Linked DNA regions of Mus musculus: regions 1 and 2 are each linked to region 3. Evidence: chromatin loops called from intact Hi-C (ENCODE). Cell type or tissue: heart. All regions are shown on one strand. Links, peaks and the distances in the headings refer to the core of each region. The heading gives the core; the rest is flanking DNA.

Region 1 (7,698 bases), core at 924-5,923, 310 kb before region 3:
GTATGTGTGTTGTTTTGTTTTAAATAGTTTGCACCTTCATAGTAAAAAGGGCCCCTGGCACAGGTCAGACAGTGGGTGTGAGAACCACGTGTGCCTTCCTTACTTCAGTACCTTTAACTTGCGAACATCAGAGGTCCCTCTGTGTTGGACAGTTTGGATGGGACACTTAGGAAGTTGTCTACAGACATGGGACTTGTGTTAGGGACTGTATTATTAGCATGTATGACCTGGCCATGAACTTGTTTCATGGGATATGTGGGACATCTGATGTCTGCTGCCCCATCCCGGCAGAGAGAGTCGGTTCCAATAGAGAACCCATTTCTGCCTGCTGTCTTGGCCTGGGTGTGCTGAGGGAACAATTCCCTCCCAGAGGAGCTGCTCACAGCTCGCCATCCGAGTAGTGCATTTCCAATTCCTATGTTGTACTCTGGTTTGAAAATCCTCGAGCCGGCCAGCATTCTCTGCCGTGAACCACACTCTGCGTGCAGAGTCACACTGCTGCTTTACTCTGCAGAGGGCCAGGAAGTGCTCTAGAGCGACAGCAGGAGTCAGGACTTGGTTGTCTGGTGTCGGCCACAGGTCTGCTGCTTGGTGGAGCTGCAGGTGATCTTTAGCTGTCCAAATCTGCCATTTCTAACTTTTGCTATCTTTAATTAACTAATTAATTTTCTTTAACATGTATGAGTGTTTTGTCTGCATGTTTGTCTATGTACTACTTGTGTGCCTGGTGCCTGCAGATGCCAAAAGAGGGTTGGATCCCCCAGGAATTGGAGTTATAGACAGTTGTGAGCCTATCTATGAGTGCTGGGAATGGAATCCAGTCCTCTTAACTGCTGAGCCATCCATCCATCTCTCTAGCCCCAGATTCTTGGAACTTAAGCTATTTGTAGGCTGTGGCAGCTCCTTTCTGTATTCAAACCTTAGTTGTCGATGCTTTAGTCCCTTTCCCCCTTAGCTATCTGTCCGAGGTACCAGTTAATGACTCCTCAGAAGGTTTTAGCTTATACAGATATTTCAGCACACTCCTGCAGTCTCAGCATCTTGGCAGGCCGAGGCAGGAGGCTATGAATTCTGAGCCTGCCAGTGCATGTAATGGAGACAACATTTCCCGATGCCGACATTCTCTCCCGTGGAACACACAAGCCCATCTTGCCCTGTGATCAGCAGGTGTCAAGCCCTCCAGAGGGAGTGCTTCACATGCCACCTGGTAGTCATTTATTTTGTGTCCAGCCCCAGTGATGACTTAATCCTTAAGGTTGCCACTTTCAGGGACACAACCTTTCTTTGTTCCTGTCACAGCTTAGTCATGCATGACAAGAGAGAACTTGGCCCAGACTTGAGAAGTGGGAGCTGCAGTAGTTCTCTATGAGCCAAGCTCTTGAGCTCCTGAGCGGAGCAGTAATTGGGAAAGCATAACATTTAGCGAGCAGCAGAGAGAAGGAACCCAGGTATCATCAGGAAGGTCCTGGGGCCGGCCTGCTGCATAGCTTTAGTGCTGGTCTCCAGCTCGCCGCTCTCCTTAGGAGCATCAGCACCGTGGACACTGAGTCATTACATTCCTTTGCAGTGATTCAACTCAGCAGCTTGACACCTTCATTAATTTTACAACACAAAGCCTGGGTGTTTTCTGCTTCCTCTTTAGCAGTGCAGGGAGTTAGAGGGGCTGCGGACAAGAGCAGCAAGGAGCTATGGAGAGATGCTGCTCTGGGCTTTGAGTGCCTTGCTCTTGTTGGTGCTTCCCGGGATCAAGTCTCCGACTCTTGCTACCACTCAGTTCTGGCGCGTAAACCTTTTATTTCTGTTCCTGGCATGCTAGCTCACCGACCTCCGGCTCAGAGCCAGCTCGTTTGCCTTCTCTGCTGAGGTCACTGCTACCGTGATCCGTGTATAATGGCATTTCCCTCCTCTTTTCAGTATGGAGGCTATTACAGTTTCCTCTCTAAACAGGACTTCAAACAATCCGCTGCCAGTCGGATTTCAAAGCCAAGGAAAAGGCAAATGTCATCCTTTTTTTCTCCCCTCTTTGGGTAACTGCTTTGTTGGCTGCATCAGAAATTAGAGGGGTTGCTGTGGAAATTCAGGTGGGGATGTGTGGGGACAAGGCATTTAAATTTGCTTTTCTTTCTGCCTAAAGGAGAAAATCCTTTTCCTTCTCAACCTTTCCTAAAAAGGAACTTTGATCTTCTCAGCCCAGAGGCCGGGGTTTTCATTTCCTCTATAGCCGGCTGGCGTGTTCCGCTCCTTCTGCAGTGAGGGCACTCAGTGGTGTGCAGCATCTGCAGCCCTGCCCCGCGGCTCGCCTGCCCCAGGCTCCAGCTGCCTCTGTGCAGTAAGTTGGCCCAGAGTCCTCTGCTGAGCAGGAAAATCTCTCCCAAGTCACCTGGTCCCTGAGACCACTGTCACTTGGTACTAAGTAGTGTGGGTGGTTTAAGATAGTTTACCGCCACATTCCTCTCTGGAAGAACTATTCCCATAAAACAACAAAACACTGGCATGTGACGGGGAGTCACTCTCGCAGTATTTTTAACTAGGGCCAAGGGGGGGGAAAATGTGAATGACAGAGAGATTTCACTTTGAAAGGTAGTTTTTGCACATGCAAAGTTGCCACTTTTCATAGAGGCTTTTACTTCATTTATCAATGTTTTAAGAGAGGCTGGGGTCAATAATGCATGCTTTAGACTCCCCTAAATACAGATTTACACAATAGCCCCTAAAATATATTATGTTGAATCACGTCAACTCCTCTCTGCTGCTGTTGCTGCTGCTGCTGCTTCTTTTTTTTTGTTTTTTGTTTTTTTGTTTTTTTTTTGTTGTTTTTTTGTTTTTGTTTTTCGAGACAATGTGTCTCTGTGTAGCCCTGGCTGTCCTGGAACTCACTCTGTAGACCAGGCTGGCCTCGAACTCAGAAATCTGTCTGCCTCCCAAGTGCTGGGATTAAAGGCATGTGCCACCACGCCCAGCTTTCCTCTGTGCTTCTACAGAGGTGTTTTATTCTTTAATGTGAAAAACAAAAGGAGCAAGGAAAAGAAAACAAAGGAAATTAGGGCTCACATGCATACATAATCACTACAGGGCTGGAACCCATCTCAGCAATAGGAAGGGCACAGTGACCACAACCAGGAGATCCCAGCTGAAAGGGAGAGCCCTTCCTTTGACTCTTTGAGCACCAGGGCACTTGATGATATCCATCCCTTCCTAAGTTCAGTTAACTGTCTTTAGTTCGTGAACTTCAGGGTTTTGTGGATAGACTTTCCTTTCTTTTATTTCCTTTTTACACGTTTAATATAAATTAAATATAAATGTGTGCACCCATGCTTGCATGTGCACGCTTGTGTGCTAATTTGTAGATAAATGGGCTAAAATGTACCTCTCGATTTTGTACCCCTTAGAGAAGGAGAAAGAATTAAAAAAAAAAGTCCTAAAACCCTGTCACTGTCATCTGTTCATTTTTAATGAGCAATTTTTTAAATAAAAGAGGAAAATGAATAGGTGTTGAACCAGCCCGTGATATGTAAATGCCAACTAGTAATTACCTAAAACCTCAATTTTCATTCTGTTTCATCTTGCAAAACATTTCATTTTCCCAGAGTGAAAACACTTAATTTGGGCTGTGTGAGTTAGCCACCTCTGTTAGCTGTGTGAGCGGCCACCTCTGGCCTGCGTCGCCACTGGCTCCTGCTAGGGGGCACTTTGGCTCTGTGCTTGGCTTCCTGACTGCATGTCCACCTCAAGGTTATTCCCCTCTTGCCATTCCAGTGGTTTTGCTCTGAGAGTGCGGTGGCGCCCCTCCCCCTCCCTCGTCTGGTTTCGGGGAGCCTGTTCCTCCTCGTCCTTGCAGCAAATCGTATTGAATTTTGGCTGACCGAGCCTTCCTCTGCATATTAACTTTCCCTCCTGTACCTGGCTGTGAGACCCTTGGCTTTTCTGCATTGAATTTCACACCCGGGGAAGCAGCTCTCTGGAAGATCCCTTTTTTCCTTTTAACTTCCCGATACATTGTTTCTATTTTTCTGTTTATTGCTGTGGTTCCTCGTGGAAATTGAAGTTCCCACACGTTGGCTCTGTTGGTGCACCTGCTGTCTGTTCCCACATTCCCTTTCTTTTGCAGGCTCACAGACTTTGCTTCTGCTTTGACTTGAGGTGTGTCATCTTTTAGATGTGTTCCTACAGTGTCTTGGAATGTGACTTGCGTTTGCCCCTGCTTCCTTCCCTTCCTAGCCTGTGTCCTAACTGAAAGAGTGAAGAATTGAGAAAGAATAGAGAGCCAAACACTGTGAACTATAGATCAGAGATGCAGAAAACCAGAATTATGTTGTCCTAGGACCCTGGATCTGAGTGTGCGTTGCCTAGAATCTCAAGGCACACAGCCTCTTTAGTGAGATATATGGCTTCATAATTAGCCCGTTGCATTTTTTCACGAGTGCTAGCATCAGCGTTCTCCGATGTGTTTCTCTGATTAACAGCTGCTTTGCAACTATTTCCTTGTGCCACGGATGACCGTATTTGTCAAGGAACTCCTGACAGAGTACTGATTTCTTACTAAAACGCAACATTTCTGCTTCACGAAGGCTCTCTCCTCAGCACTGCCCGGCTTTTAAAGTCAGCCCTTGTTAAAACTGGAGCTGGCTCTGCTCTAGCGCCTGTTACCATGATCCTGGGTGTCTGCCTTAGAGCTGGATCGAGGAGCCTTTCACAGGCAATTTAATCTTGTGAGCAGTGTGGGAGCAATGGGGCACTGGAGTGGAGTTTCAGGCCTGTGTGCTGGTCATTTCCCCCTGCCCTCTAGGTGCCATCTCTCTGGGTTAAAAAGGACGTGGCTTAAGGGTTGCTAAGGTCATTAATTTTTGAATATTTTTTAATATTTTAAGCTGGCTAATGAATGCTCACATTTTAGGAGATAGATGTGTGCGTAGTACACAGAGGTGCTGGAGTTGGTGGCATTCCAAATAAGTGTCACCAGAGAGAGTGCATCAGGGCTTACATGTCAGGTGCAGAGTGCCTGAGACTCCCTCAGTCCCTGAGTTTGTTGTTAGGCAGGCTCTGTCTCCTGTCCCCCTCACGAAGAAAATAACCTGTGTTCTGAAGATTACAGCGGATGGGTCTTTAGTGGGAGAATGGCAGACACGTAGGAAGTGTCTCCTCAGTGAAGGTTATCTGGATCCTGGCTCCTCCCCCAGGCTTTACTTACCCTGCACCCTGCTCAGAGTATCAGTATCACATAGCAGCAGCACCAGAGCGCATGGCGTGGTCACAGATCCTGGTCTCACAGACAGATCCTGCTCAGGGGGCCAGTCACCTTTAATCCAGAGGTGCTTTACAGCCTGAAACCTCCCCCACTTCCTCTCTCAGTGATTGTCACAGGCTCCACCCTAACCAAAGACTGCAGAGAGGAGAGTCTGTCTGTCTGTCTGTCCTTGTCACTTTAAAGGATAAGCAGTAAAATGACAAACTTTCCTAAAACCCTGGAGTTGGTGGGTGGCAGAGTTCCTTTGTTTTGCCTTTTGGGACAATGGGGGAAATGAGAAACTTTGCTTCTGATTGTTTTCAGAGTTCATCTTGAATTTTAAAAATCAAACTAGCTACTGCTAATTTGAGGTGCACTCATTAAGAACTCAGTCAGTCTAAGAGTTGGGGACTGGACTCCACAGCAAGCGGCCCAGCAATGGCATCAGGAGTGTTGTGCCTGGCTTCTCCGTGGCTCCCGCACTCCCACAGCATGTGCAGTAAAGTTCCCAGCTCCGTTTTACATCTTTGACATTGAGACGAAGATTTGGCCTGAATTTATGTAATTTAGTTGGGCACAAATATAACCCATGAATAGTCACATTCATCCTCTAATTAGAAAATCAAATGATAACCCAGGATAGGCCACAAACTCATTGAGTCCAACCAAAGCACGCTGTGTGTGTTGGACCTTTGAGAGGGAAGTCAGTTGAACTGTCCATGAAGTTAATGAAAAGTGCCCGACAGGAGACCCAGACTGAGCACCTGGACAGTTAGTGTAGTGGGGAAGACCTTTGCATTATGGGTAAGGAGTTTTGGGATATCTTTTACCATCAACACATGAATCACAGGGCTATAAAATTCTAGATCAGACAAAGTTCTTTACCACCCTCCCCGCCCCCACCCTGTCAGTGTGCTAGTGTTTTGTGTGTGTGTGTGGGGGGGGAGTGAAGAGTGGTTGGAGAAATAATTAGAGAAAGGAGGAGAGAGGTTTGTGTGCTCACACTTACACATAGCTGTGTAGCTGGGTATCTTATTCAGCACATTACGTTGAGGCTATTAGTTTGGGTGCTTTATATTTTTGCATCTGGTGTAGTGATATCGATGCTGTTAAATATGTGATTTGCCTGTCGCCTGCATTTTCAGACAAAGATCAAGGGGAACATAAACAAGCCTCAAAAACACTTTATGTAGGTGTTTGGCAGTATTATTTTATATGACTTGAAATTAGTGAGTGGAAACTTTAAAAGAAATTGTTCATATTTTTGCAAGTTTGAAGTGTGCCGGGACTTTGTCAAATTCCCGTTAAAATAAATACGTCAATTTCATCTCCCTTCCAAATTCATTTATCTTGCTTTTTTAAAAGGTGTTTTCTACTTTACCTGATGTTTAAATTGGATTCGCTCGTTTATGCTGTTCTTTGCTATATCCCCCACGTTTTCCTTAAATGAATTACTAATGGCAGAGCACTCCATCATCCCTCTCTGCAGCCACTTTAAGGAAAGCATGGTGATCTAAACCTTTTAACCTATTAAAGATGATTTTTCCCAATTGAATCAGACCCACCACAGGTGTAATAACTAATCATTTAAACTACACCTGCTATTATGTATTTTTAAGCCATTATGCGTGTTGGATAGATGATAATTCATGTTTATTGCATTGTCCGATGGATCCGTTTTGCCTACACTAGGCTGATTAATGTATTTAAAGAAATAAGAGATGCAATTTTTAAAAAAAAAATTGATGGAATGCGCCAAGCACTGCATTGAGTGCACCATTAAACCCATCAGAACTTTGCTCTCTGACCAGAAATGCATATACCAAGGACTGTATTAAAAGAGCAAGGTGAAACCTGGGCGTTTTAGTGGTGTGATTCCGTCTTCTCGCTCTATCATGGGGAATTTTGGAAGGATGCAGGAAGGCTTTTTCTTTGTATGGGTGAATGATAGGAGCTGTGCGGTTCATGTCTCCTGCCCAAGACCTGTTCATCCACATTTCCTGTGACACCCAGTACACACATCGCAGCCACAGAGCCTGCCGCATGATACCAGCACTGTCATTTTCTTCCATGGAGAAAGTGTATTATTTTCTCAGGTGAACACAATTATCCCTAAGCCATCTGAGTGGTGCGGATTGGTGTTGACCCCAGAGGGCCTGTGTGATGTATACCTGTCCCCACTCTTTCTGGAGCATAGCGCACCCCCCACCCCACCCCTACGCCTTTTCTCTTTCCTCTCTGTCCTCTCTTTTCACCCCCTTTCTCCTTTGCTCATCCCCCCCTTTTTTCCCCTATTTCTCTTCTTTCTGTCTTTGCTCTTGAACCTTCCCTTCTCCAGGCTCTTCATCATAATGTAGAGATTTGTTAGATGTTTTTCTCTTTCCCCTGTAACCTGAGGTGATCTACTTGAGAGGGTAAGCACCATATTGGGGGCTCACACATTGAATTCTCTGTAGTCTAGAGCTGTTGGTTGT
Region 2 (7,698 bases), core at 924-5,923, 220 kb before region 3:
ACTTTAAAGCTGAAAGCGGAGTGTCCTGGAAACCTCTGTCCAGAAAGCTGGAGTGCGCAGCCAGTCGGCCTGAGTGCACGCAAGCGGGCTCTACCTGGAAGCATGAGTGTCTGCTAGGCCAGGGGCTTAGAAGCTGTGAGGCAAGGCCTCCACAGCCAAGGTGGGCTTTGTGGGAGCAGCAAGGATGGGGTACGGCATGCTCTGAGGAGCCCAGGCTGGAGGGGCACACTTCCTAAGGTGAGGGGGGGTGTCTCCACAACAGATGTGGCCAGTCAGGCAGGGCATGCAGATTGTCTGTCCTTAGAAGTCTTTGGCCTTCCAAACCTAGAAGACAGGTGCCTCTGTGGTTAGGGGACAGATGCAGGCCATCAGGTGACCCTGAAACCAAGGAAACCGCAAACTGAGCTGCTTGTGTGTGTGTGGTGCAGGCCCGGATGTGCGTGTGCCACCGGGTGGGCTCTGGGGTTGAAGGCTGACTGTGTGACCAGTGCTGGTAGGTGGCACAGCCCTGGGCAGGAACAGGACTTGTCCTCTTGGCCTTTGCAGAAACAGGACTTCATGTTATAGAGCTGCACTTCTGAGCCATGACCATGTTGACCCAACTTCCCAGGTCTGTCCTGGAATGGGCTTCAGTCTGGCTGGCTGCTGGCTGAGGGCCCAGCAGAGCTGGCTTTTGCTTGGTCAAAGTTTGGGCTCAGAGGTCTGAATGACAGTAGCCAGGGTTCCCCACTGCTGTCCTTGGCTGAGATTATGGGCACATTAGCCAGGGGCTCCCGGGTTCCCAGCCTTGGTCCTCTTTTGCCTCCTTGTCCCCATCTGGCCACAGGAGAGGAGTAGGGACAATATTGAATGTGGGTGGGGCAACTCCAGAGCGTGTTGGGCCCCCTGCTGGCAGACCAACAGTTGCCAAGGTGGGTAGGTCCTGCCCTGGGGTGGGCGAGGCTGCGTTAGGGCATCGGGCAGCACTGAACACTTCTGGTAGACACACTAGCTTGGCTGATGGGGCCTCCAGTGGGCCCTGCCTCGTGACCCTGGAGAAACTGCTGCCATCGCTTGAGTGTTCAGGGATCAGGGACCAAGGGGATGTGTGGCACTGGAGCCAGGTGCTGTCACCAACCTCTACCTGCTTTTCTTTTTCCTTGTCCACTGCTAGGAGACAGTTCCCTCCTTCCCCGTCGGCCCCGAAGATCCCCTCCTGGCAGATCCCAGTGAAGTCTTCATCACCCTCCAGCCCTGCGGCTGTCAACCACCACAGCAGCAGTGACATCTCCCCTGTCAGCAACGAGTCTACGTCATCCTCTCCTGGGAAGGACAGCCACAGCCCGGAGGGCTCCACGGCCACATACCACCTGCTGGGTCCCCAGGAAGAGGGTGAAGGGGTGCTAGATGTCAAGGGCCAGGTGAGGATGGAGGTGCAGGGTGAGGAGGAGAAGAGGGAGGACAAGGAGGATGAGGACGATGAGGATGATGACGTCAGCCATGTGGATGAGGAGGACGTCCTTGGGGTGCAGAGGGAGGACCGACGGGGCGGCGATGGGCAGATCAATGAGCAGGTAGAGAAGCTGCGGCGGCCGGAAGGTGCCAGCAATGAGACTGAGCGAGACTAGGGCTGGCACTTGGCTGCCCGCCTTCCCAGTGCCCCGGGACATCAGAGGCAGGTGGGCAAGGGCTGCGGCTCTGCCTCCACGACTGGGCGGAAGCCCAGGTAGGGGTGGGGCTGCCCTTCAGCGCAGCAGTGTGGGCTGCATTTCTGTTCACCAGCCTCCCAAACACGGCCCAGCCCCAGCCAGCCCCAGCCAGCCCCAGCGGCTCTGGCTGTCCACAAGCCAGGCAGAGAACTCAGGAGCTCTGCACTCAACGCCCCTGCTGCCTCGCCCCCTCCCTGACAGGTGTCTTGTCAAGGTGTATCCTCCGAGTATCTTGACCACCTGGCACCATGCATGGCCAGAGCTCATGTCATCTCCTGCCTCTGTCACCTCAGTGCAGGGAAACTATGGCCCCTGTGGTCTTGCTGTCTCTCCCACTGTGCCCTGGCCTGGCTTGTGGCTTCTTCTTTGCCTGTTCCAAAAGCCAGGGCCCTGGGCCTGCTCTTCATCTTGCGGGCCTCCTAGGACCCAGCCTTCCAAAGTCCTGGCTGACAGATGCTGCTCTTGGGCACCTGTCCCCACCCCACCTGCCCTGCTGTCCTCTGTATCACACAAGACGTCTCGCTTGCTGTGTCGTGGTTTAGCTCCTCGGTGGTGAGGCGTGCTTCTCCCTCCTGGTGGAGCCAGGCAGCAGGGCCTTCCTGACCAACAGCCATGTCTGACCTTCCCACTGAGAAACACATGTTCATTTATGTGATCATGTATAGATTTCAGAATATAAGATATGACTGTACATAATTGTAATAAATACGAGTTGCCATATTTAATTCCTGGCTCTGACCTCGTCTGCTAGCCCGTGCCTCGGAGGTGGGTCTCAGCTAAAGCTCCACCAGGTAACTACCAGAGCTGGGCCCTGAGGGACCTGTCGGAGGCACTCACCTACAACTGGAGGGGCTCCTTCCTCGCGCTGGTGTCTGTGGAGGGCGACATTCCCCCGAGAGCAGGAGGGAAGGGACTCGTTACTGTATATAGACCTGGTGCTGCAGGATGAGCTGCCTTCCTTAAATGGATGCACATTCCCCAGGAGCCTGTCTACTCTGCCGAGTCGCTCAAGCCCGCCCTGTCTCCCTTTAACCTTCACAGCGTGCTGAGCTGTGACCAGAAAGCTGGGGGGCAGGAGGAGTGCCTTCCAAGGGACAGTCTCTACTCTGTCCACCAGGGCTGGCCATGCCTGGAGCCATGGAGTTTCCGGTCATGCGCCTCATGCGGATGGGGGCCTGGGAAGTGGAGAGTGCCTGGTAGAGGCCACTGCTGCCCCTCCAGAGGCTCCAATGGCCTCTGCCTCTCACTGTCTGGGAAAGGAGGGGAGACCTACACACCAGCATGGCTGAGGGGGTGACCGTGGGCCGCTTTGTCCCAGAAGATATCTTCCCCCCACACACCCCCCTTTCTCTGTCTCAGGTCTTCCTGTATCATCTCCCATGAATCCTAGGTCTGCATCTCTAGCCTCCTCGTCCTAGAGAGAGGCAGCACCCTGACAGGCGCTTCCCTGCCATCATTCTTTTTCCTGTCCCTGCCCCCTGACGTCCCCAAGGAAACCATGTTTCCTCACTCCTGGAATGACCAGCCTACATGGCTGGGAGACCTTGCTCCCCCAGGAACCTCAAGGAGTCCCAGTGTCAGGCAGGGTGTAGACCTGAGCCATCAGAGGGCCGGACCGTGCCCTCTAGTGAGTGGATCACCAGGGAACACTGTTGCTACCGTCTTTGGTACGGTAACCATCTGTACTGCTGTAACTTCTGAGGTCCCTTCTAAAAAGAACCAGAAAAGTCTAGAGGGCCAGAGACCCTGGGGCAGAAATGAAGCCAGAGTGGGGTCTGGGGCAGCGAGTGCTAAGTGCTGTCATGTTGTGCTTCTTAGGGACATAGGAGCTGGGCCTGGAGGAGGTCTGTGCCCCTGAGCCTTCCCCACCTGGGCGTTACCAGCTTGGAAGGTTCTGGGCTCAAGCTCAGAAGAGAAGGGACAGAAACCTGAGTTCAGCTTTTGAGGACGGACTCTGGCTTGACTTCAGGGAAAGGAAAGCCCCTCCCCAAAACTGCGTGAGGGCTGCCTAATAAAGTCGGCTGCTGGACGGGGGAAACAGCCCTTTGAAAAAAAAGCCTTTCATTAGAAAAATAATGCATTTCATCCAAATAAGGTAAAAATATTTGGAATGGGGCAGAAGTGAGCAGCAGGCAGCGCCCGCCCGTCAGGCCCTTTCTGGAAGGGAGTGCACTATCAAACTCAATTACGATGTCTTTTTATAAAGTGTCGTTTGGGAGACGATGAACCCCAGTGTTTGGAGGCCATGCCCAGCTGTCTTGACCCCCCTGTATGAGCTCTCCTCAGACTCAGGCCTCCCCCAGAACCGGGTGACTCATTGGAACTACCTTGGGCAGGGCAGAAAGGCCAGATTGGGGGGTGCCACCCAAAGAGGAAGCAGTGCGGGGTTTGAGGACATCTGGAGCTTGTGTGGAGCCTGCTTTGGGCTTCGTGGGTACTGTTGGTAGGGAAAAGGGTTGCCCAGGGACTGCTAAGTTTGTGTCTCAACTATCAGGCTTCTCTGTTGTATGTGTGCATAGGTACATATATTTAGGAAAAACTTGTGACTTGGGAGGGAAGAGAGGGACCTTCTGCCCGGACGACTGAGTTAAGACTCGTTTAGTGATGTGTCTCGCTCGCTCATCTTGTATACAGTGCAACCCTCCTGGTGCTGACTAACTTGCCCATTGATAGAAGAACAGCCTCTGGCTGTCCTCTGGGGTCCTCATACCCTCTACTTACTCTGGGACCCAACCAGACTTGAGAAGACACTGGCTCGGAGCCCAGGGAAGGAAGAGACAGACAGACTGTATAGTCACCTCAGGAGCATGCTGAGTTCAGGGTTGCTTCATGCCTGTGCTACTGCACACATTACATACGGCCATGGAGGCGGGCTGTTTCTACAGCCCTGCCTGCACAGCTCAGCCCCAGAGCATAACCCTAAGACTCTTCATCAAAATGAGTCTGAGAGCTCAGCCTGCATTGTGGGGGACTTACCTGTATGATGACCAAATCTTCAGTTTGCTTTCATTGGAGGCTTTAAGGTTGGTGTCCTCCCATAAGAGGTTAAGATCCCTAGAGCTGCCTCTGGCTGTGTGGTGAGACCTGGAAAGACTTTAAAGGGCTAGGGATGTTGAGTCCGGTAGCATGGTCCAGCTGCCTGAGGGGCCACCACAGCAAGGACTGTTGGAGCCAGCTCTAGAGAGACCCTTAAAGGATAAAGAGAAGCTGGGCAGTGGTGGTGCACGCCTTTAATCCCAGCACTTGGGAGGCTGAGGCCAGCCTGGTCTACAGAGTGAGTTCCGGGACAGCCAGGGCTACACAGAGAAACCCTGTCTCGAAAAACAAAAGGATATAGAGAAGAAAGCCCACATAAACAGAGCAGTGGACGTGGCTTTCTGTGCAGCCGCTCCTTGACGTACAGCCAGCGAGCCCACCCTACATTGAAAAGTTAAGCAGGGAATTCATAGAACACACTAGTGTCCATCCCCACCCCCACTGCGACCTGGCACACTGGCACGGGGCTGTTGCCCTTGCCGTGGCTTGGTGGCTGCTTCTGGTTAAACTGTGCTTTGCTCTCTATGTGTGTGCATGCCCACGAAGGTGCACACAGAGGCCAAAGACAGCCTCCGGGCTCATCCTCAGGGGTACTGTCCGCCTCCTCTGAGACATCTCTCCTTGGCCTGCAGCTCACCGGCTGGCCACCAGCCCTAGCAGTCAGCAGTTTCTGCCTCCCCAGCCCTGGGTTACAGGTGTGTGACACCAAGCCCAGCATTTGTATGCAGGTTCTGTTGATCAGACTCGGGTCTTTGTACTTGCAGCGGAGGTGCTTTAGCAGCCAAGATATTCCTCTGGCCTCCATACACCCTAACTAAAGCTACTGTAACTTGGGTGTGTATGTGGCTTGACGCCTGGCTAACCTGTAGCCCTGACTGTGGCATCCTCTCCAGGGCTCTTGGCAAGGGACCTGTATAGATTCAGGGTAGAGCAGTTGGCCTCTAAAGGCTCAGGCAAAGCTAAAAGCTGCAAGTTTTGAGGCAGGCAGGTTTGGCGGAGGAGTGTGTGTGTGTGTGTGTGGGGGGGGGTGGTCTCCTTTTAGTCATGTGATTCCCACTGAGGCCAAGCAGCTGCCCTCCACCCCGTGGAAGTCCTGTTCTTTCAGCTTGGCCCCAGGTTGGGACAGCACTTGCCAGAAAGGATGGCGTAGGGGCCCCCCTTCTGCAGGGTCTTCAGATCCCAGCATCCTGGGGGCCTTGCTTCTTGGAGACCCGACCTGTCCTTAGCAGGATGTTTGTCCCTGTGTCCTGGCTCTAGGCCAAAGCCACCTGTGGAGCTGGAGCCACCTCTCATGACAGTGAATAGACACTGGATAGGGCACTGTCTTAGTACTGTGTATTCCCCACCACCATCCTGAGCTGGAGACAGGCTCTGCTCCATTACTAGAACACCCTAGCCAGTGCTGTCTGGGAAAGAGTCTGGCCGCTGAGATCAGTGGCGAGCCTGCACAGCTGCTTCCAGCTCATTCCTCCATGCTACAAAACCCTTGAATTTGCCCCAGTTTGGGTGTTGAAATGTCACACCACCACAGCTAATTAAAACCCAGAACAAAAACATGTTTTACAGCATTCTGAGTCCAGTACAGGGAATATCACGAAGCCCGGGTCTTGGGGTGGAGTGCCACCCACAACAGCTAGCTCCCTCCTAGGTCTAGGGGCAGGGGTGGAACACCATCCAACTAGGCTCATGTACCTGAAGCAGGGGTGTGTGCCCTTCTTGGCCCTTCAGGGGCAGCAATCCATCTCTGGAGCGATACCTAGTACCTGCCCCTGGACACTCTGCAGGTTGCTGGGAAGTAGGTCCCACCATCCCCTGGATGTGAGTCCGCCAAGGTCTAGCCAGGCCCAGAAAGCTTAGGGACAGGAGATGTGAGGATATTTGGGGAGGTCCATCAAGACTAGTAAACTGCCTAAGTACCCCCTCCCTTGGGCCTCATGAGTCTACCCCCAAAACTGCCTCCACTCCTCAAGTCCCACCCTGGTGACTACTGTGCCGGGGGGGAGCTCCGTGGCCACACCACCCACCAGTCTATCACCAGCTGAGCTTGGGACTTGGCTCCCTGCCTCCCCTCAGGCCCCACGGGAGGCCACACAGCCCACCAGGGCCTCTGAAGCTCCAATAAAGGCTTTAATTTGTTGAACTTGTGTTTTATCCCATAAATTAGTCACTGTTTTATTTAACAGAATCAAGATATCCACAAACAACAGGCGAGTTCCAACTTGAACATTTTAATAAGACCAAAAAAAGTCTCTATTTTCATGTCTGTTAGAAACATATTTATGTAAATAGCTTGTGGGCTGAGTTCCAGGAGCAAAGCAGAGAGGGAAGGGTGCTCTGAGCTGGGCTGGAGGAGAGCCTCTCTGGTGGGAGCGCCCAGCCTGGCATCAGCGGGTGAGGCTGTGCATGCTCTGGTCCCTGTACCCACACTGCCTGGAGCCTGAGTGTGCTCCAGGCTCAGTGAGGGGCATCAGTGCACAGCAAGGACCCAGCTTTGTGAGAAAGTGGCTGGCGGGAATTTGACAGGCAGGGCGATGGTAGGGAAGACCATGGCGGGCTCTAGATTCTCTTCCCAGTGTCCTTGGGCAGCTCTGGTCACTTCGAGACCAGCTCAGAGTGGGACTGGCACAATGCTGGTGAGGCTGAGGCCGAGGGGCAGTGTTGGGGTAGAGGCCACGTGACCTCTGGGAGCAGCAGGGCACCTGTACTTCCACCCAAACCGGCAGAAGTTTGACTGAACTTCCAAAGGTGTCCTCGGCCCTGGTGCCATCAAGGCCAGGAGCTCAGACCTTGGCGTGAAGGCTGCAGACCCATGACACTAGTCCTCTGGATCTGCCACCATGTGCTCCAAGCTGGAGCCTCGCCAGCATCCGGATGGATCCGGGTACGTGCTGTTCCTAGACTGGGCAGGTCCCTGCAGGAAGAAGGAAGGAGCTGAGGGATTCCCTTGCCAAGTGGCAGCCCTGTAGCCCCAGAG
Region 3 (7,698 bases), core at 1,705-6,704:
CCCACCTTTTGTGCAGATCCATGAGAACCGTGGGTGTCTCATCTGTACATCCACTGGCCCCTTAGCGGGGTTTTGTCTTTTTTTTTCCTCCCGGAGGGTATGGAAGACAGAGAGCCCCGCAGGGTGGGAGGGAAGGCTGCTGGCTTTTTCCTTGTCATTGGCCATTTGCTGCCTGCTTCACCAGGCGTGTTTGGAGCGTGTTTGCATAAAGTGGACGCAGGCTGCAATTCCGTGATGAATTCTATGAATACTAATCTGCTACTACCCTTGACCTCGGGGTCACCGAAAGATCAAAACCAAACCATTTAATATTTTCCTTTTGCAGATCAATAGAAGCATAAATTCCCCCTCAATGACAAGTATAATTTCAAACAGATCTATAGGAGGCATGCACGCATTTCAGCCGGGGATGCTTGCTGGCTGCCTGTCTTGCCTTTTGGGGAGCAAGCAAGGAGTCCCGTTCTTCTTTTCCCATTGAGTTTTGTTTTGCCTTTTTTTTTTTTTTAATGGCTCTGAAATGCTATTTCCAGCAGCTGCTGTCATATAAATATCTCTTGTTTTTCTTCTCCTCTTTCCCTCCTGGTGAAAAGGGCAGGGGACCTATTGAAAATTCCGCTTTATCTCTTTCAGCCGGGTTCAAGTACAGGTCGAATAATCGATCCCCTCTCCTTTTCTTTTTTTGAGTTTCCTGTCGTTCTTTTTGGCCAGATCAGCAGCAGAGGGGAAATTGGGAGGGTGGCTCGCTTTCTGTAGTCAGTCCTACGGTCTCCCTATGGCTGCGTTTGCGGTTACGTGCTGGTGCGTGTGAGCTGCCGTGTCTGTGTGTGTGTGTGTGTGTGTGTGTGTGTGTGTGTGTGTGTGTGCTGCCTTATGCACCTGACAACATGCATTCTTTCCAGCCGGATCTCTCACCCAGAACTCAAGGGAGGAAGACTCAAAAAAAATAAAAAGAAATAAAAAATCTGCAAAAGATAACAAGTTAGGAGTGAAATGGGCACTGTTAACATTCGCAAAGCTCCCGGACACAGCCTGTGTGGCTAAGACTGGGGAGAGTCTTCCAAGGAACACATTGTCCCCAAAGATGCTGGACTATATATATTAAATTACATATTTAAAAAATTATGTGTGTGCACACTTGGGTGACATCACATGCCTGTGACCATAGGGCAACTTTACGAAGTCAGTTCTTTCCCTCAACCTTCATGTGGGTTCTGGGGAATCGAACTCACACTGTCAGGCTTGTGTGGCCAGCACTTTATCTGCTGAGAGACATCTTGCTGGTCCCCATTAATTATTTTTTAATACAACTTGAAAAAAGGAAAAAAAAATAGGAGAAGACCCTGGGAGTGAAAAAAAAGAAAGAAAGACAAGAGGAGGCGGGGGTGGGGGGAGCGAAAGAAAAGAGAGATGGAACCGTTAATCTGCCTAGATTTTCCACTTCACAGAGTAATCAGTTTGGAAGTGACTGAAATAAAGTGGAGTGTTCTCCAACCTCCTCCCTCCACTCCACATTTCTTATTTACAGAAAAACCAGGAGCTGGAAGCAATCCCCCTGCCCCACAGATTGCCCCCATGTCCGCTTCTGAAGGGACCAAGAACCACAGACCTCCTCTTCAGAGGCCTGCTGCCTGGACACCCGTGTGGCATCCGCCCTGAGCTGGAGGTGCAAAGCCAAGATGATTTAATTTATAGAAAGGACAAAGATGTCGTGTAGCAGATTTAATCATCGGAGAGTTTAAAAAAAAAATAAGGACTGGGCTAATGTCGTAATTTACATTTCAGGATAATAAAGAGGGAAAGGCAGAAAAGGAAGAGACCCATAGCCTGCTAAAGGGGATGGAGAGGGGAGGCTGGCCAGGGGGTTCTGCGAGCCCAATAGATTTGCCTGGAACACCAATAAATTTTAAAACAAACCCAGAAAGCTAAAGACAGCCCCTGGAAAGTGCTGGAAAATGAACCATCGATTTTAGACTTCATCTGCATTTTGTATTTTAATAATGCTCTCTCTGTCTTTCCTTTTCTCCCTCTCTCCCTCTCTCCCTCTCTCTCTCTCCCTCTCTCTCTCTCTCTCTCTCTTTTGCAAAATATAAAAGCTGCTCTGATAAATATTAATTTGAACCATCATAATGTATTTGAAAATTCCAGCTAAAATGTCACCACATGGAACATTAATGTAATATTTCAAGGCCCTGAGAGCAATACTCATATTGATTGCATTTATTTCACTCTAGGGAGGAGAGATAATTCTTCAATGTGGGACACATCTGGGAGCCAAGGAGGCAGAGGCTGAGGGGAGAAACGCGAAATTATATATGGTCATAAAAAATACAAAACAGAAAATCCTCCTCAAACTCTCCTCTTCAGCCTAGCCCCACCCCAAACTTGCCATTTACATCCCCCAGCATGCCCCGGGGCAGTGCAAGGACTGCTACCCGTGAGCCTTTGGGGCAGAGGTCGCAGGACAAAAGCTGAGCGACCTCTGCTCAGGTGCCACCATCACATAGGCCCTGCCTCCAGGAGGCCAGCGGCATCTCAAGGGGTCTGGAGGGACAGAGGAGTCAGAGTCTAGCTGGGGTCTGAAGCTGCAGGGTGTGAGTTAGCGTGTGTACAGTTGCTGTGGGGACTGGGGAAGGAGAAAGAAAGGAGTCAGAGGAGAGGAGAGGAGAGGAGAGGAGAGGAGAGGAGAGGAGAGGAGAGGAGAGGAGAGGAGAGGAGAGGAGAGGAGAGGAGAGGAGAGGAGAGGAGAGGAGAGGAGAGGAGAGGAGAGGAGAGGAGAGGAGAGGAGAGGAGAGGAGAGGAGAGGAGAGGAGAGAGAAGGCAAGCAAGACATCAGGACTAGACAGAGGGCCAAAAGAGAAAGGAGAGGAAGGACAGACAGGAGACAGAGGGGGACAGATAGGAGAGAGAAGGCACAGAAGAGGAAGAAGATGGGCCCAGAGGGGAGAGCAGGGGAGGGGGAGGCGGAGTGGGGGCACCGGTCTGGAGTCCCAGCTCCTTTCCCTGTCATTAAGGGTATTGACGTGCTCAGGCGTCAACGAGTCTTTGTACAAGTGAAAGGAAACCTGATGCTGCTGGTGACCCTGAGCCCACGCCCTCCGTGTCTCCCTCCCAACTCCTCTCCTGGAGCAGAGTAAGAGGTGGGAGCTTTGAGAGCTGAGATGACTCGGGCTCCTGCCATCCCGGGTTGATCCCAGAGGGTGGCTAGGCAGGGACCCCATAGTTTGGATTCGTGCCCCCATCCAGGTCTCATCAAAACCCTCCTGACTTCTTGGGTGACTGAGGGTGAGAGGAGCTGATTTCCGTGAGGCCTTGAGGGAGACAGGGAGAAAGGCCAGAGGTTGGAATGTTCAAAGTCAGGTTCATCTTTGCACACTGTCACCGCCTCTCAGAAGCTCTCTCCCGGTCCACCATGCCCGTGGCGCTCGCTTATACAGTGCACGCTTACCTGGGACTATCTGAATTATCTGCTTGCTTTTAAATGTGTCTCCCTGACCACTTGGAGATGAAGTTTTGAAAGGACAGGGACCAGGCCTACCTTATTCACCATCGCGTCCCCTACACCTCGCCCGCCCCGGCCAGATGTTCCCTAGTGCTGGCTGACTTGATGGAAGGAAAAGAGGATGCCTGGACGTACAGACGGATGCTGCAGGCTCTGCCCTCACCCTGAACCAGCCCCTCCTCGCCCCCATCCGGGACCGCTCCCCGCCCGCGCCCGCGCCCCCGCCGCCGCCTGAGGCTGCGCCCCCCGCCTCCCCGCAGCCGTCATTCGCGAAGCTGCCACAATATTGTGAAGGCTCCGCGCTCCCGCTCCTCCGCGCAGCCCGCAGCCCGCGCGGGGGAAGGCGAGCGACGCGGGCTGCCGATGAATAATGCATGACTAAGGCGCCCCCTACCGGCGGTCGCGGGCAGCGCGCGACCCGGCCCAAACGGGCCCCCACGCAGCAGATCCTGCAGCCCGGAAACTTCGCGCCCCACGCACACCCTCCTCGCTCCAGAAACCCCAAGACTGATCAGGAAGCGAGGCTACCAGAATCGGGGAACATGCCAAGCGTGAGATCCATGTGTGCGGTGGGGCAGAATGGGGAAGCCTGGCACCTCCAGGGCCTCTGAACCTGGGCTTGGGCTAAGCCTGCAGTGCAGCCTCCAGGAAGGGCAAGCCTGGACAACGCAGGGTCTTAATTCAAAGGAGTGCAAGCAGTTTCACAAGTACTTCCAAGTTGCTGTGGAATATTTATAAGTCTGAGGTGTGGGGGAGGGGTGGAGCACAGTACAATAATATATAGGCATGAAAATGTCATAATGAAATCCAATCCTTTGAAGAGTAAAAAATACAAAGGTTTTTTGTTGTTGTTGTTGTTGTTGTTGTTAAGAAGATGCAGCTGGGTGTGCATTTGGAGGCAGAGAAGGAGGATCTCATGAATTCGAGGTCTACCTGGTCTACATCGTTGAAACCCTACCTCTCCTTGCAAAGGGGATGGGGAGATGCTCTGAAGAGATAGGTGGCTCAGGGTTAAGAACACTCGCTGCTCTTACAGAGGACCTGGGTTAGACTCACAGCACCCACAGCTCATAACCATTTGTAACTGCAGTTCCAGAGATCCTATGCCCTCTTCTGGCCTCCTCAGGCATCAGGCATCCACGTGACATACACACTAATACGCAGGCAAAACACTCATATACATACAATAAAAATAAATAAATAAAAATCACCCTTTGGAGGATGATGATCAAGAGAAAGTCCCTTTCCCCTAGCATATGTTGCAACATGCCTGTTATCCCTAGGACCCCTGGTGTGGTCACTTGCTCTCTGGGCTGGCCACCATCTCCTAACAGGAAGGTACTTAAGGAAGCCAAGTGCCCATGTGTCCCTTACAGCCGCCCTCACATCCCTGTGGCCTTTCTTTTTTTTTTTAAAGATTTTATTTATTTATTTATTTATTTATTTATTATATTTAAGTACACTGTAGCTGTCTTCAGACACCTCAGGAAGGGGCATCAGATCTCATTATGGATGTTTGTGAGCCACCATGTGGTTGCTGAGATTTGAACTCAGGACCTTTGGAAGAGCAGTCAATGCTCTTAACCACTGAGCCATTTCTCCACCACCACCACCACCACCACCCCCCACCACCCCACCCCCGCTGTGGCCTTTCTATTGACAGTTCATCTACTCCAATTACTGTCGCTTTCGCCTGATCCAAGGCCCAACCTTAGTAACCTAGAAGGAAGGGGTGACATAGTGGTTGGGAGCATGGATCTAAGTGGGTGGCTGGGTGCTATGTTGACCTGGGACACATAGTCTCAGCGACTCTGCAAATCAGAACCATAAGCAGATGAGAGACTTGAGGCACAGAAAGGCAGACTCCCCGGCTCCATACCACACTGCTCAGGTGTGAACGGAGCTTCACTCTCCCCTCAGCCTGAAGCTGGGATGAGCAGAGACACTTGGGGCAGAACAGAACTCCACTCTTCTACCCAGACAGTCTGTGTCCTAGAACCACTCGCCAAGAGGTCAGCCAGCTTGGAGCCTCTCTGCAAGCCCTTCGAGGCTGAGGGAACGTGGGTTGCAAACACTGTTGCTTTGGGGTAGGGGGTGGGGGGAGACAGCCAGACTGATGACGGCAAGTGTGCAAATGGGACCCACAGGAAACACACACAGGGTCCCAAATTACCTCTCAAGGAACGACGGCCAGCTCGATGATAACGTGTGACAACCATTTAGAAACCTTGGACTTAGAATCTTTCAGGTGTGGCCTGGATTACACGCTTGCTTCTGCTCTGCTCGGTTGCCTCATCTGAGATGTTGACGGGAATGAAAAAGCAGGGTGTTGAGGGCCACAGGGGCCTCAGGTGGGCTGTGCAGTGACTCCGGGCTCTGCTGAGATAATTCTTGCCCAGGTTTACAGACAACTTGCTTTCCAGAATACAGTAACTTTCCCTGCCCACCCACCACCACCACCCCGAAACAAACCAACAAACAGGGTTTCTCTGTAGTCCTGGCTGCCCTGAAACTTGCTCTGTAGACTAGGCTGGCCTGGAACTCAGAGATATGCCTGCCTCTGCCTTCCAAATGCTACCCCCACCCCAGAGCAACTATGTTTGCAATCCAAGTTCTCTCAACCTCATAGGGCTCGCAGAGAGGCACCAGGCTAACTGGCCTCCTGGAGAGGGTTCTGAGACACAAAGGTGTGTGTCTGGCTTTTTTTTTTTTTTTAGTAACTTTATTTTTTTTCAGGTTTGGAGTTTTCCCGAAAGCAATCTAAAGATTTGGGGGTATTTCACTTGAGCGAGACCCCAAGGGAAGCAATGAGAGCGTTGGGCAGCAAAAGCATTGAGTGTCAGTGAAGAGGTCTGGGAATCTCTAGGGACCTCCAGGGACCCGCAGAGCACACACCCACGTTGTCCCTGGAACAGCTGGATATCTGCCCACCACTGTCCCTGGGCCACTGGTGGGAGATCACAGGGGGTGAGCTCGTCGCTGCGGGTACAGGAATGTCCTTTGGGAGCAGGAGTCGGAGTGATTCGTATAACATTCGCTCTGGAGCAAGGCAAAAGGACACAGCAAAGCTCGAAGCCCACTGTGGTCCCTGACTCCTGTTGGCTGCCTGGTCATCAGCCCGGTCCACTCTGGGGCCATAAACAGGCTCTGCAGCCAGCTCTGAAAAAAAAAGGAGGAGACTGCTCGTTTACATAGGACTCAGTTCAGGAGGGGGGCCAGAGAGGCAGCACATCCATCAGGAGACTGTGGGTTGAACAGCCTTCCTGAAGGAAACCCCCCCTTGCACTGTCCCCACTCCCCCAAAGCTCCTTCTGGTTAGAATACCAATGTCAAATTGCTGGGGCCAGAGCAAAGCATCCCTGTGTCCTCCAGTCAACCAGAACTCCAGGCTAGACTTCACTGTGAACCTGCTGCCCCCCACAGATACTCTCTTGGAGGAGGGACAAGGCAGGGAAAGCTCTGTTCTTGTTCTAGGATCTGAGTGCCTGTCCAGGCTCGCCAAAGAGCTTCCCAATCGTGTTGGGGTTTGTTTACACTGTGGACAGGGTCCCACTCAGACCCCACAATGCAAATATCCACCCAAGGATTCCAACTTCCCCATCTTTCCCTTCCCTCCTTCCTTCCTTCTTGCCTTCCTTCCTTAGACAAGGCAACCGTGTAACCCACGCTAGCCTACAATTCTTTAAATAGCTGGTGAAGACTTTGAACTTCTGATCCTCCTGCCGCCACCTCCCAAGTGCTGAGATTACAGGGGAACACCACCAGGGCTGAGAACCAAACCGGGAGCTTCAGGCTTCCTGGCAGGCGCTGCTACCAAAGGAGCTACATCCCTAAACCCCACCACCACCACCACCACCAGCAGCGTCTGGATTCCTAAAACAAGTACCTGGGCCTCTTCATTCAGCCAGTGCCTAGGGTCCCTCCCCCGTGCTAAACTAGTGGCCACAAGGTCAGGCCAAAGACATCCTGTGTCTGTAAGCGGGCGCCGGAGGACATCTCTGCTAGCTATTGAGCTTCCCTGCAGAGCCCTTCCTTAATCCTCCCTCCCATCTGGGACCCAGGGAGCCAGAGCCCCACCCAGGGGAAGAGGAGACATGCTCTCTGGGGACCAGCCTCCAGGAGCTGCATGCACTCTGAGATCCTGAGGGGAAGAGAATGGGGTCCCCACCCCCTAAACAACCAACCCAATCCGTGACCTC

The links. Peaks named below come from ENCODE experiments on the same cell type or tissue, not always from the same donor. Only the 100,000 strongest peaks of a DNase experiment are listed, where the experiment ranks them.
Region 1: it touches region 3 in a loop (4-fold over the local background); 7 of 42 quality-filtered maps call a loop at or near these places.
Region 2: a loop joins it to region 3, with 2.2 times the contacts of the local background. A loop is called at or near these places in 4 of 42 quality-filtered maps.

What each region holds. Positions count from the first base shown.
Region 1 is chr4:149,043,592-149,051,289 of GRCm38, reverse strand. The region is part of intron 2 of Pex14 (peroxisomal biogenesis factor 14); the gene reads left to right. Among named protein-coding and RNA genes, the nearest start is that of Gm42351, 37 kb to the right of the region's middle. In heart, for the core only: a CTCF peak has its summit at 3,676; DNase peaks (open chromatin) are centred at 1,805, 2,249 and 3,749; H3K4me3 peaks cover 1,302 bases; H3K27ac peaks cover 3,909 bases.
Region 2 is chr4:148,955,250-148,962,947 of GRCm38, reverse strand. Pex14 (peroxisomal biogenesis factor 14) reads left to right here. Exons shown (of 9, transcript NM_019781.3): 9 at 1,154-2,413. The coding sequence ends at 1,607. It overlaps Gm17029 (a long non-coding RNA gene), which reads right to left and starts at 2,784. Exons shown (of 3, transcript XR_003955167.1): 1 at 2,526-2,784. In heart, for the core only: a CTCF peak has its summit at 2,798; a DNase peak (open chromatin) is centred at 2,727; H3K4me3 peaks cover 1,447 bases; H3K27ac peaks cover 4,498 bases.
Region 3 is chr4:148,739,029-148,746,726 of GRCm38, reverse strand. It overlaps Gm32897 (a long non-coding RNA gene), which reads left to right. Exons shown (of 3, transcript XR_390956.2): 3 at 1,526-1,824. Among named protein-coding and RNA genes, the nearest start is that of Gm32897, 4.5 kb to the left of the region's middle. In heart, for the core only: a CTCF peak has its summit at 3,917 (motif pointing left); a DNase peak (open chromatin) is centred at 3,916; H3K4me3 peaks cover 1,316 bases; H3K27ac peaks cover 2,327 bases; H3K27me3 peaks cover 747 bases.